Regions from separate parts of the Homo sapiens genome. Here all the other regions are linked to region 2. Evidence: chromatin contacts called from ENCODE Hi-C or POLR2A ChIA-PET data. All regions are on one chromosome and are shown on one strand. The core of a region is the stretch at or near the end of the contact, and the rest is flanking DNA. Distances in the headings are between cores, read along the strand shown.

What was found. Hi-C counts contacts between places; a loop is a spot of excess contacts on that map. ChIA-PET counts read pairs that join two places held with the same protein, here RNA polymerase II (POLR2A). Pooled maps may share reads with other maps.
Region 1: a loop to region 2 is called in a pooled map, with 2.5 times the contacts of the local background. The contact joins two enhancer-like sites. A Hi-C loop is called at or near these places in 1 of 50 pooled maps. POLR2A ChIA-PET finds 5 or more read pairs at or near these places in 2 of 52 experiments (HEK293T and naive thymus-derived CD8-positive, alpha-beta T cell).
Region 3: a loop to region 2 is called in a pooled map, with 2.7 times the contacts of the local background. The contact joins two enhancer-like sites. A Hi-C loop is called at or near these places in 1 of 50 pooled maps. POLR2A ChIA-PET finds 5 or more read pairs at or near these places in 2 of 52 experiments (SK-N-SH and activated T-cell).

The regions. Positions count from the first base shown.
Region 1 is chr20:44,644,550-44,648,019 of GRCh38, forward strand. The region is part of intron 1 of ADA (adenosine deaminase); the gene reads right to left. Among named protein-coding and RNA genes, the nearest start is that of ADA, 5.4 kb to the right of the region's middle. RefSeq lists enhancers at 272-351, 1,503-2,756, 1,572-1,671, 1,605-2,120, cis regulatory regions at 507-1,065, 1,754-1,781, 2,165-2,760 and silencers at 1,362-1,441, 3,318-3,470. Within about 2 kb of position 1,707, at least 10 of the 41 ENCODE cell types and tissues checked have a DNase peak (open chromatin) inside an H3K27ac peak, as active enhancers do.
Region 2 is chr20:44,988,568-44,992,548 of GRCh38, forward strand. The region is part of intron 5 of STK4 (serine/threonine kinase 4); the gene reads left to right. Among named protein-coding and RNA genes, the nearest start is that of STK4, 24 kb to the left of the region's middle. Within about 2 kb of position 2,149, at least 7 of the 41 ENCODE cell types and tissues checked have a DNase peak (open chromatin) inside an H3K27ac peak, as active enhancers do.
Region 3 is chr20:45,366,267-45,369,939 of GRCh38, forward strand. It overlaps SYS1 (SYS1 golgi trafficking protein), which reads left to right. Exons shown (of 4, transcript NM_033542.4): 4 at 609-2,943. The coding sequence ends at 849. The region is part of intron 3 of SYS1-DBNDD2 (SYS1-DBNDD2 readthrough (NMD candidate)); the gene reads left to right. Among named protein-coding and RNA genes, the nearest start is that of SYS1-DBNDD2, 4.9 kb to the left of the region's middle. RefSeq lists enhancers at 1,952-2,001, 2,662-2,721 and a silencer at 2,502-2,591. Within about 2 kb of position 2,090, at least 9 of the 41 ENCODE cell types and tissues checked have a DNase peak (open chromatin) inside an H3K27ac peak, as active enhancers do.

The sequences.
Region 1 (3,470 bases), core at 457-2,956, 340 kb before region 2:
AGGTGCCCACTGCCAATCGAATGTCCCCTCCCTCCCTAGCCCTGCTTTTGGTGATGAGCTGGGCAGTGCCAGGGTCAGTGACTTATGCCACTATGGCCTCTCAACTGACTTTTAGTGTGAGGCCAGGAGACAGAGCAGCCCTGGGCTGAGAAACTGTTTCAGCTCCACTTCCTCCAGGAAGCCCTCTATGCTCAGCCTCATCTAGGCTCCGCCAGCTCCGAGGTACACAGTGGAAGGGACTGAGCAGTCCCCACAGTGTCTCCTGCTGACGGGGCCTGACAGCTCTGCTGCTGAGAGGTTTCACAGAAGGCAAGATGTGTCTTCCACCTGGGGAAATTCCTGTGGAGCCACAGCATAGGGACTCAGCACACTTAAACTCGTTTTAAAGGCAACAAGACTGAGGCTCAGAGAGTGGGAGGACCTTGAGTTAGAAAGTCTAATGCATACCACAGCCAGGAAGCTATTTGACTCTAAACCCGGAGGTCTAGCAGCACGCTCCCTGCATGCCACATAGCAAGGTGCTGGGTCACTGATGCTAACATCTAAACAGGGGCCAGGTGCGGTGGCTCACTCTTGAAATCCCAGCACTTTGGGAGGCTGAGGTGGGTGGATCACTTGAGGCCAGGAGTTTGAGACCTCCTCTTCACAGAGGTGGAAGGGAGGACCAGCGGGGGCAAGTGTATCCCAAGTCCCAGCTACTTGGGAGGCTGAGGCAGGAGGATCGCATGAACCCAGGAGGCAGAGGTTGCAGTGAGCCAAAATCGTGCCACTGCACTCCAGCTTGGGTGACAGAGGAAGACTCCAGCTCAAAAAAAAAAAAAAAAAAAAAGTCACTGAAGTCACCTGGTACCCAGGACTACTTCAAGGACAGCCATTGTTATGGCCAACATGGTGAAACCCTGTCTCTACTAAAAACACAAAAATTAGCCAGGCATGGTGGCGCACACCTGTAATCCCAACTACTTGGGAGACTGAGGCAGAAGAATCACTTGAACCCGGGAGGCAGAGGTTGTAGTGAGCCGAGATTGCACCACTGCACTCCAGCCTGGGCGACAGAGTGAGACTCTGTCTCAAAAGTCAAAGTAGGACCATTACCAACCATGATGATGATGCTGACCAATGGCAGCTATTGCTGCAGCACCTGCTCTGAGCCAGGCCTGCACTTGGTGTTTGAGAGGTGGGTATGGGTATAATTCTCATTTTAGAGAGGGGAAACTGAGGCACCGTGAAGTTAAATGACTCATTCAAGCTCCTCTAGCTGGAAAGTGGGAAATCAGGACTCAGACCCAGAGAGCCTGACCCCAGCTGGTGTCCAAGTTCAAATTCCTTGCTGTTCTAGCTCCCTGGTCACTAGGAGTGCAGAGGTTATCCCCCACAACTGCTCAGGGGCCTGAGAACATTAAGGGCTGAGGGCAAGCCTACCCCCAACACCTTGGGTAAATACAGATTCCAACCTCACTCTGCGCCCACAGCCTGCTCCTCTCCACCTCCCCAGCCAGACCATGGTCCTACTACCTTGCCCCGCCCCAGGGGGTACCACAGGGACCCCTTCAAGACACCTGAGCAGGTGGACAAGTCTCTCCTGGATCACAGGGCCCCCAGCCACCCAGGTCAAGCCCACCCTGAGGTTGAATGCAGGATTGGGAAGCTGCCTGGCCTCCCCTGCCTCCCTGTGTGAACACAGACCACTTCCTCTCTCTGATCCTCCCTTCCTCCTCCGAAGCAAAAGGCTTCGATGAAACTCAGTCTCCTTTGTTCCCCTCCACCACCAACTGCCATGTGAGTCAAAATGGGTAAGGCAGGCTCTTCCTAGGCACATTTTTGTTTTAACAGGTGGCTCTGGTAACTGAAAGCCACTGCAAGCCCAAAGAAGTGCAGCTGGTGGGTTTTGTGTCAGGAAGACAAAAAGGAGGAGGGAGGAGGGAGATTCTGCAGCTGGAGAGGCCTCCCAGAGTCTACTGCAACCCCCACTCCAGTCCCCAGGAAGGAAACGCACCCCTGAGGGCCTGCTGTTACCAGCCAGGCACTGTACAAAAACCAATCAGCATGTCAGTTTCCCCAAGAACCCCAAGATCTTGGTTTTGTCACCCCATTTTACAGAGGGGGAAGCTGAGTTTCAGGAGTTGTCTACCTGAGGTACCCTAGCTGCTAAGCGGCAGGCAGGAATTCAACCCCAGTACATCTGAAGCCCAGGGCTAATGCACTGGCCCACCCTGCCACCCTGATTCTAACTCTTCCCCCCACACTGCCCCCTCTTTTTTGCATAAAGTGGAATTGGCAAATGAGCAAAGCAATGAACAGCTTCTACTTGAGTGCAGGCAGATCTGGGTTCAAGTCTAGCTCTGCTGCTTGCCAGCTGTGTGACTTTGGCAAGTTCCCTCCCCTCTCTGAGTCTCAGTTTCCTCATAATAAGTGAAGTTAATAATAGGACAGGACCTTCCTCAGAGGGCTGACATAAACATTAAATGAGTCACTGTATGCAAAGCAGGACAGCGCCTCGTGCAGAGTAGACATTCAAATATGAGACAGAAAAGGCACATTGCTGATTTAGCCCCAATTCCCCTCTGCATCAGAGAGGGACAGTTTAGAAACTGCTGTCCCTTGGCCGGGTGCGGTGGCTCATGCCTGTAATCCCGGCACTTTGGGAGGCTGAGGTGGGCGGATCACCTGAAGTCGGGAGTTCGAGACCAGCCTGGCCAACAAGGAGAAACCCCGTCTCTACTAAAAATACAAAAAATTAGCCGGGCATGGTGGTGCATGCCTGTAATTCCAGCTACTTGGGAGGCTGAGGCAGAAGAATCACTTGAACCTGGGAGGCGAAGGTTGCAGTGAGCCGAGGTCGTGCCATTGCACTCCAGCCTGGGCAACAAGAGCGAAACTCTGTCTAAAAAAAGAAAAAAAGAAAGAAACTGCTGTCCCAGCCTGTACCTGTTCACTTGCCAGTCTACAGCTTCAAGGCTCTCAGATTTTGTGTAGCCCTGGCAAGTCCCTCCACTCCCTAAGCTTCAGTTTCTTCATCTGTAAATGGGGATGAAGACCCATGCCTTGTCAAGTCGTCCAGAGGATTCCGTGAGATAAAAGTTACTAGCCGGGCACAGTGGCTCACACCTGTAATCCCAGCGCTTTGGGAAGCCAAGGTGGGAGGATCACCTGAGATCAGGAGTTCGAGACCAGCTGGCTAACGTGGTGAAACCCTGTCTCTACTAAAAATACAAAAATTAGCCGGGCGTGGTGGTGGACGCCTGTAATCCCAGCTACTCCGGAGGCTGAGGCAGAAGAATGGCTTGAACTCGGGAGGTGGAGGTTGTAGTGAGCCAGGATCACACCACTGCACTCCAGCCTGGGCAACAGAGTGAGACTGCGGCACACGCCTGTAGTCCCAGCTACTTGGGAGGCTGAGGCAGGAGGATCGCATGAACCCAGGAGGCAGAGGTTGCAGGGACCCAAAATCTTGCCACTGCACTCCAGCT
Region 2 (3,981 bases), core at 899-3,398:
TGTATCCATTCCATTTACTAATTTTAGTAATTGATTGATTACCCAATAATGACTTACAGTGTTCTTATTGCTATAATGCCTGCCTTGGCAGAATTTTTCTCCCCTTTTAATATGTACAATTCAGTGTTTAGTATATTCACAAAATTGTGCAGCTATTGCCAATGTCTAATTCCAGAACATTTTCATCATCCTCAAAATAAACTGTACCCTTTAGCTGTTAGTCCCCATTCTCTTCCCAGCCCTTGACAACCACTAATCTACTTTCTGTCACTATAGATTTGCATATTCTGAATATTTCATATAAATAGAATCATACATAATGTGCCCTTTTGTTTCTGGCTTCTTTTGTTTAACATAATGTTTTTGAGTTCATCCATGTTGTAACATGCATCAATTCTTCATTCCTTTTTATTGCTCAGTAATATTCCATTGTGGCTGTAACACATTTTGTTTACTTATTCATTAGTTGAATATTTAGATTGTTTCTGCTTTTTGGCTGTTAGGAATAATGCTACTGTGAAATTTGTGTACAGGTTTTTATGTGAACCGTTGTTTTCATGTGATACACAGAGTTGCTGGATCACATGGTAACTCTGTGTTTAATTTTTTAAGGAACTGCCAAACTGTTTTCCAAAGTGGCTCACCATTTTGTGTTCCCTGCTGATGTATGAGAATTCCAACTTCTCTGCATCCTCGCCAACATTTTCTTTTTTGTGTTTTTGATTATAACCATCCTAGTGAGTATGAGGCAGTATCTCTTTGTGGTCTTGATTTGCATTTTACTAATGACTAGTGATGTCGACTGTCATTTTTTCTGCTTATTGGACATTCGGGTATCTTTGGGAAAATGTCTATTTAAATCTTTTGCCCATTTTTAATTGGGTTATTTACCTTGTTATTGTTGAATTAAGAGTTCTTTATATATTTTAGATATAAGTCTCTTATGTACATGATTTGCAAATATTTTCTCTCATTCTGTGGGTTGTCTTGAAGGTGTCCTTTGAAATACAAAATTTTTAAATTTTGGTCGTGTCCAGTTTCTTTTTTCTTTTGTTGCTTGTGCTTCTGGTGTCACATCTAAGAAATCATTAGCTAATGCAGGGTCATGGAGATTTACTCCTATGATTTCTTTGAAGTGTTTAATGGTTCTAGCTCTTATGTTTAGATCTGTAATCTGTTTTGAGTTAGTTTTCATGGTGTGAGATAGGCATCCAATTTCATTCTTTTATATGTTGATATGTAGTTGTTCCAACATTTGTTGAAAAGACTGTTTTTTCTTTGTTGAAATGTATGAGTTTATTTCTATGCCTTCAATTCTATTCCATTGACCTATATGTCTGTCCTTGCACCAGTTCTGTGCTGTCTTGATTACTGTAAGTTTGAAGTAATTTTTGAAGTTGGTTAAGTGTGAGTGTTCCAACTTTGTCCTTCTATTTCAAGATTGTTTTGGCTATTCTGGGTCCCTTGTATTTCCACATAAATTTTAGGATCAGCTTGTCAATTTCTGCAGAAAAGGCCGTTGGGATTTTGGTAGACATTATTTTGAATCGTAAATCAGCTTGAAAATACTGCCATTTTGGCAATATTGTCTTCCGATCTATGAATATAAGCTGTCTTTCCATTTATTTAGATTTTCTTTAATTCTTTTAGCAATGTTTTATAATTTGCAGTGTACAAGTTTTGCATGTATTTGGTTAAATTCATTCCTAAGTAGTTTGTACTTTTTGATACTATTTTAAATGGATTTGCCTTATTTTCAGATTGTTCATTGCTAGTGTAACATACAATTGATTTTTGTATATTATCTTGTGTCCTGGCACCTTGCTGGACTTTTTTTTTTTTAAATTAACTGTGAACATGTATGTTGTTTTGTTAAAAAAAATGAGATTTTTTTTCCTTCACTAAAATAAACTGAAACTGTAGTACAAGATGATCTGACTTGGCTGTTTGGTTGTGAAACCTCCAGTACTACTAAGTTTAGGCCCCTCTCCGGTCTCTTGTCTAGAGGCTGTAGGCCTTGTTGGCAGCTTTCTGGGAAGTGGTGGTGGTGGTGGCAGTGGGGATTGTTAACATGTTAATGCTCATTTAATGTTCCTGATTCACAACACCACCCACACTCTCTATAGTCTAGAGATCCTCGGTTTCACTCCCCAGAGAGTACACCTCCAGTCTAATGCCAGGGTGGGGCGAGGGAAGCCCACTAGTTGCTTGATGGGAGAGGAAGGTTTAGGGTGCTTAGCTGCTTCTTAACTCTTTCAACCCAGGCTTCCTATTTGGATGTCCGTTTTCACCCCTCTTTTCTCTGCCTGATGCCACCAATTTCTAAGTCTTTTGGAGGGGTTGGTGTTAAAATCAGGTTGTTTCCTAGTTTTCCTGGCGACTGACTGAGGATTCCATCTGATAGTCTGTTCAGTTAGTTACTATTGGGCCATCTGCTCTCCAGCTTTTAAAATTCTGTGGCTGTAGTTATTTTCCCCTTTGTTTTTTTATTCTTGTAGATTTATTCTTAAAAAACAATCCTTTTAGTATCTTTTTGAGTGAGTTTTGAGAGATAGTGAAAGTAAAATGTATTTGCTCAAGCTGTCATCTTTACCCAAGACTCTGTAATATTATTTCTGGTGGCAACATGGGTATTTCATTGTATGGATATAGCATGATTTATTTAACTCTTTCCCTACAGTTGGATGTTGGGTGCCCATTAAGGTTGCTTAGAGTTTTCCCACCACTATAAACATAAACTCTGTGATTAACATTCTTGCAACTAAATTTTTCAGCATTTCCTTGAGTAAATCCTTAGGATAATTTATTTACATTGGAATCTAGGTCAGAAAATATGTGAATGTATATTGGCAAAGTGCTTTTGATGCATAGTGCTGAATTTCTTCTAGAAGTGAACAGTTTCAGTTTCCAACTTCAGTATATAAATGTGCTCTTTTCCCCTCATATTTGCTAATGCTGAATGGGCAGCAACTTGTATCTTCCCTGCTATTTCTCAAAGCAGTTGACATATTTTTGCATTTAATTATTGGCCATTTATAAAAATTCGTTTGTAAATGTTCATTTTTGTGTCAGTTTTCCTAATTGAATGTTGTACTTTTTTTTTTTGTTTTTGGGAGACAGGGTCTTGCTCTGTCACCCAGCCTGGAGTGCAGTGGCACAATCACGGCTCACTGCAGCCTCAACCACCAGGCTTAGGTGATACCCCCACTTTTGGCCTCTTGGGTAGCTGGGACTACAGACGCACACCACCACCCCCAGCTAATTTTTAGTAGTTTTTGTAGAGACATAGTTTCACCATGTTGACCAGGCTGGTCTCAAACTCCTGAGCTCAAGCAATCTGCCCCCCTTGGCGTGCCAAAGTGCTGGGATTACAGGTTTGAGCCATTGTGCCTGGCTGAGTGTTGCATCTTTTAAATAAATCTTATTAAAAAAGATAAACTAAAAAAATTTATGTTAAAATTGTTACTCCTATTTTGTATATGCTGAAATATCTTCTAGTTTACTAGTTGTCTTTTAATTTTGATTATGGCTTTTTAAAAAAATACTACATAAGTTTCCAAATTTTATATAGAAAAATCCATCTACCTTTTATCTTATGGTTTCTATCTTTGATGTCATGCTTAAAAAATCCTTTTCTCCTTAACATTATAGAATGGTTAATCTATGTTTTTTTTATTTTTTATTATTTTATTTTATTTTATTTTTTTTTGAGACAAGGTCTTGCCCTGGCACCCAGGCTGGAGTACAGTGGCATGATCATGGCTCATTGTGGTGTCAAACTCCTGGGCTCAAGCAATCCTCTTGCTTCAGGCTCCCAAGTAGCTAGGACTACAGGTGTGTGCCACTTCGCCCAGTTAAAATTTTAACATTTTTTATAGAGATAGGCTCTCCCTATTTTACCCAGGCTGGTCCGGAACTCCTGCCTCTGCCTCCCAAAGTATTGGGATTAGAGGTATAAGCCAGCACACCTGCTCTGTTGCT
Region 3 (3,673 bases), core at 840-3,339, 380 kb after region 2:
ATAGTTGTAAGGATTAAATAAGTTAATTCACAAGAAGGACTTAGAACAGTGCCTTGCATGTTATTATTATTCTTGTCCTTACACCGGAGGTTGAAAACTGGTGGGCTGACTTTGACCTAAATTTGTCTTCCAGATAGGTTCTATTTGGCTTACATAGATGTCAGCCCACACATGGTGTTTAAAACATTTTTTTCACTTAGTTGAAAATCAGGCTATTTTATATAAAAATCCAGATTTCTGGCTTCTCTTGAATAATGGAATGACTGACTGATTCCAGGCCAACCTTCTAGCATGATAAGATTTGCCTAGATGCAAGTAGCTACTGCCCCCCTTTAGCTAGAACATGTATGCTTCAGGGTGTCATGATCCCCACCAATTCCTAGGATCCCCTAGTGACAATTGCCATCGATCATCAAGCTCATACTCAGTCAGCTTCACTCTTGACATTACCCGCCAGGTTCTTCTAGGCGTCTGGTATCATAACCCTTGCTTCACACTTATCTCGTCACTTCTGACCACTATGCTGCCGTCCTAATTGTCCCTACCCTCCCAAATAACCTAAGGCCAGGACAACCCAGTGACAACTCACTGCTGTCCTCTCCCCACAGTGCCCTGGGCTTGCTGTACTTCATCCGGCGAGGAAAGCAGTGTCTGGATTTCACTGTCACTGTCCATTTCTTTCACCTCCTGGGCTGCTGGTTCTACAGCTCCCGTTTCCCCTCGGCGCTGACCTGGTGGCTGGTCCAAGCCGTGTGCATTGCACTCATGGCTGTCATCGGGGAGTACCTGTGCATGCGGACGGAGCTCAAGGAGATACCCCTCAACTCAGCCCCTAAATCCAATGTCTAGAATCAGGCCCTTTGGACATCCTGCTGACACTTGGGCCCCTTAACACCTTGGGCTGCTCAGACCCTCCAGATGAGGTCCAGCCCAGATCTGAGAGGAACCCTGGAAATGTGAAGTCTCTGTTGGTTTGGGAGAGATAGTGAGGGCCTGTCAAAGAAGGCAGGTAGCAGTCAGCATGACAGCTGCAAGAATGACCTCTGTCTGTTGAAGCCTTGGTATCTGAGAGGTCAGGAAGGGGACCTCTTTGAGGGTAATAACAGAATTGGAACCATGCCACTCTTGAGCCACAATACCTGTCACCAGCCTGTTGTTTTAAGAGAGAAAAAAAATCAAGGATATCTGATTGGAGCAAACCACTTCTTTAGTCATCTGTCTTACCCCCCTGGGACAGCTGTTACCTTTGCAGTGTTGCCGAATCACAGCAGTTACCTTTGCAGTGTTGCCGAATCACAGCAGTTCTGTTGGAGAAACGCTTGGTTTCCGGATCCAGAGCCACAGAAAGAAATGTAGGTGTGAAGTATTAGGCTGCTGTCAGGGAGAGGATGGCAGATGGAGGCATCAAGCACAAGGAAAATGCACAACCTGTGCCCTGTTATACACACGTTCATGTGCACCCAAGAACCTATGACTTTCTTCCAGTTCCTTCTACCAGGTCCCCATCCTGCTGCCAGCTCTCAACATAGCAGGCCATAGGACCCAGAGAAGAATCCCAGCGTTGCTCAAAGTCTAACCATCATAAAGACACTGCCTGTCTTCTAGGAATGACCAGGCACCCAGCTCCCACTGGACTCCAATTTTTTTTCCTGCCTTATTTAGAATTCTTTGGCGGGAAGGGTATGATGGGTTCCCAGAGACAAGAAGCCCAACCTTCTGGCCTGGGCTGTGCTGATAGTGCTGAGGGAGATAGGAATTTGCTGCTAAGATTTTTCTTTGGGGTGGAGTTTCCTCTGTGAGGGGCTTGCAGCTATCCTTCCTGTGTATACAAATACAGTATTTTCCATGGTTCTGCCTGCACTTACTTTGTAATGCCACGGTTGAGATTGAGAGAGATCAGCGCAGCCAGGCAAGGGAACTTTAAAGAATTATTAGGCCACCTTCTCCCTTTCCTGGACCCCAGAGTCATTCCTCCATTTGGTTAAAATACTCAGTGCAGGGAACTCTTACATCCTGTCTCCTTCACTTGCAGCGTCCCCTGCTATGCCTCAGGTGAACCACATAATTCTTGGGTTTCCGTTCCTACTTGCTAGTGATTTCTGAACATGTTCAATGGAGCGGCACACAGTCTAGACCCACTTCCGCATTGAAACCTTCACTGTTCCTCTTTGGTTTCTTCAGAGCTTTCCCAAGAGAGCTGTCAGTTTTCAGCTGTCAGTAACACAAATGAGTTTATGGTAACACAAATGAGTTTTGCTATCTCTCTGAGAAGCTCATCTGACCTCCTGACTCTCAGCCCTACAGAGTAGGGAGTTGATGCTGACAGGATGAAGATTTAGGAATAAATATGCCTGGGAAGAGACTGGGAAGGTTCTAGGGTGAGGCACCTCAGTAACTCATGGTACCTTGGCCAAGTTGGAAGGAAGCAGTTTGTTAATGAGGCACAGTAATCCTGGCTGCAGGGTCTAGGAGGTAAGACCAGCTGGGATGACCTTCCCTGGGTTAATCAATTTCCCTCTAGACAACACAAACTGCAGGCATGTGACTAACTTTGAAAGAACACCCATCATGTGGCTGCTGTCACCCTTGACCAGCCGTGGTGGTGGTTACTCCATCTGTGGTTGGAGCGCCTCTTTGGGATTCACTTCAAGGTCTTGTGCCTATTTTTCTGCATATCTTCTGTGATGACAAATCTCTGTCCCCTGAGTGTTAATTTGATTTTTAGAAATGGCCAAAAGTCACGTGATCCAAACTTTTTTTCAGTAATATGGAGACTGAGCTGCATGGTAGTTGGGGATCAAAAATATGTGACCTTAATGAGATTTTTATGATTTCTAAAGTAACAATAAAAGCAGTTTTTAGAGTTGAGTTCCAGAGAGGGCAGGGCAATGGCAGTGACATGTTTGTCATTTTAATAATAAATAACATCTATTGAGTGCTTAAGAGGTGTCCAGCAGTGTGGGCTGAGTGCTTTATGTCTCTTTTCAAAATCTTCACAAGAACCCTCTGAAGTAAGAAGTAACGTCATCTGTATCTTACAGATGAGGGAGCTGTAAGGAACTTACCCAAGGTGACTTTTTAGGAGCTGGCAGAGCCAGGATTTGGGCTCTAATAGTGATATTAATAAGCTCATTTTGAAGAGGTCAGTAGTTAGGGATGTATAAGTTCTGACTGGCTAAACAGTCTGGTTAAATAGTTTATCACCTTATAATCATATCTTCTTGTCCTGTCAATTTTTTTAAATACCGAGGATGAATAGTACTTTATAAACATTACTAGCTTTCTAAGAAAAGCTGATATGCAGTACATTAAATATAGCCAGAGATTTCCTTTTTTTTTTTTTTTTTTTTTTTTGAGGCAGGGTCTTACTCTGTCACCCAGGCTGGAGTGCACTGGTGTGATCTTGGCTCATCATAGCCTCAACCTCCCAGGCTCAATGATCCTCCTGCCGCAGCCCCCCAAGTAGCTGGGACTATAGGCACATGCCACCACGCCCAGCTAATTTTTGTATTTTTATTTTTATTTTTATTTTTTTAGAGACAGGGCTTTGCCACTTTGCCCAGGCTGGTCTCGAACTCCTGGGCTCAAGAGATCCACCTGCCTCGGCCTCCCAAAGTGCTGGGATTTTACAGGTGTGAGCCACCAAGCCCAACTGGCCTTTTTTTTTTTTGAA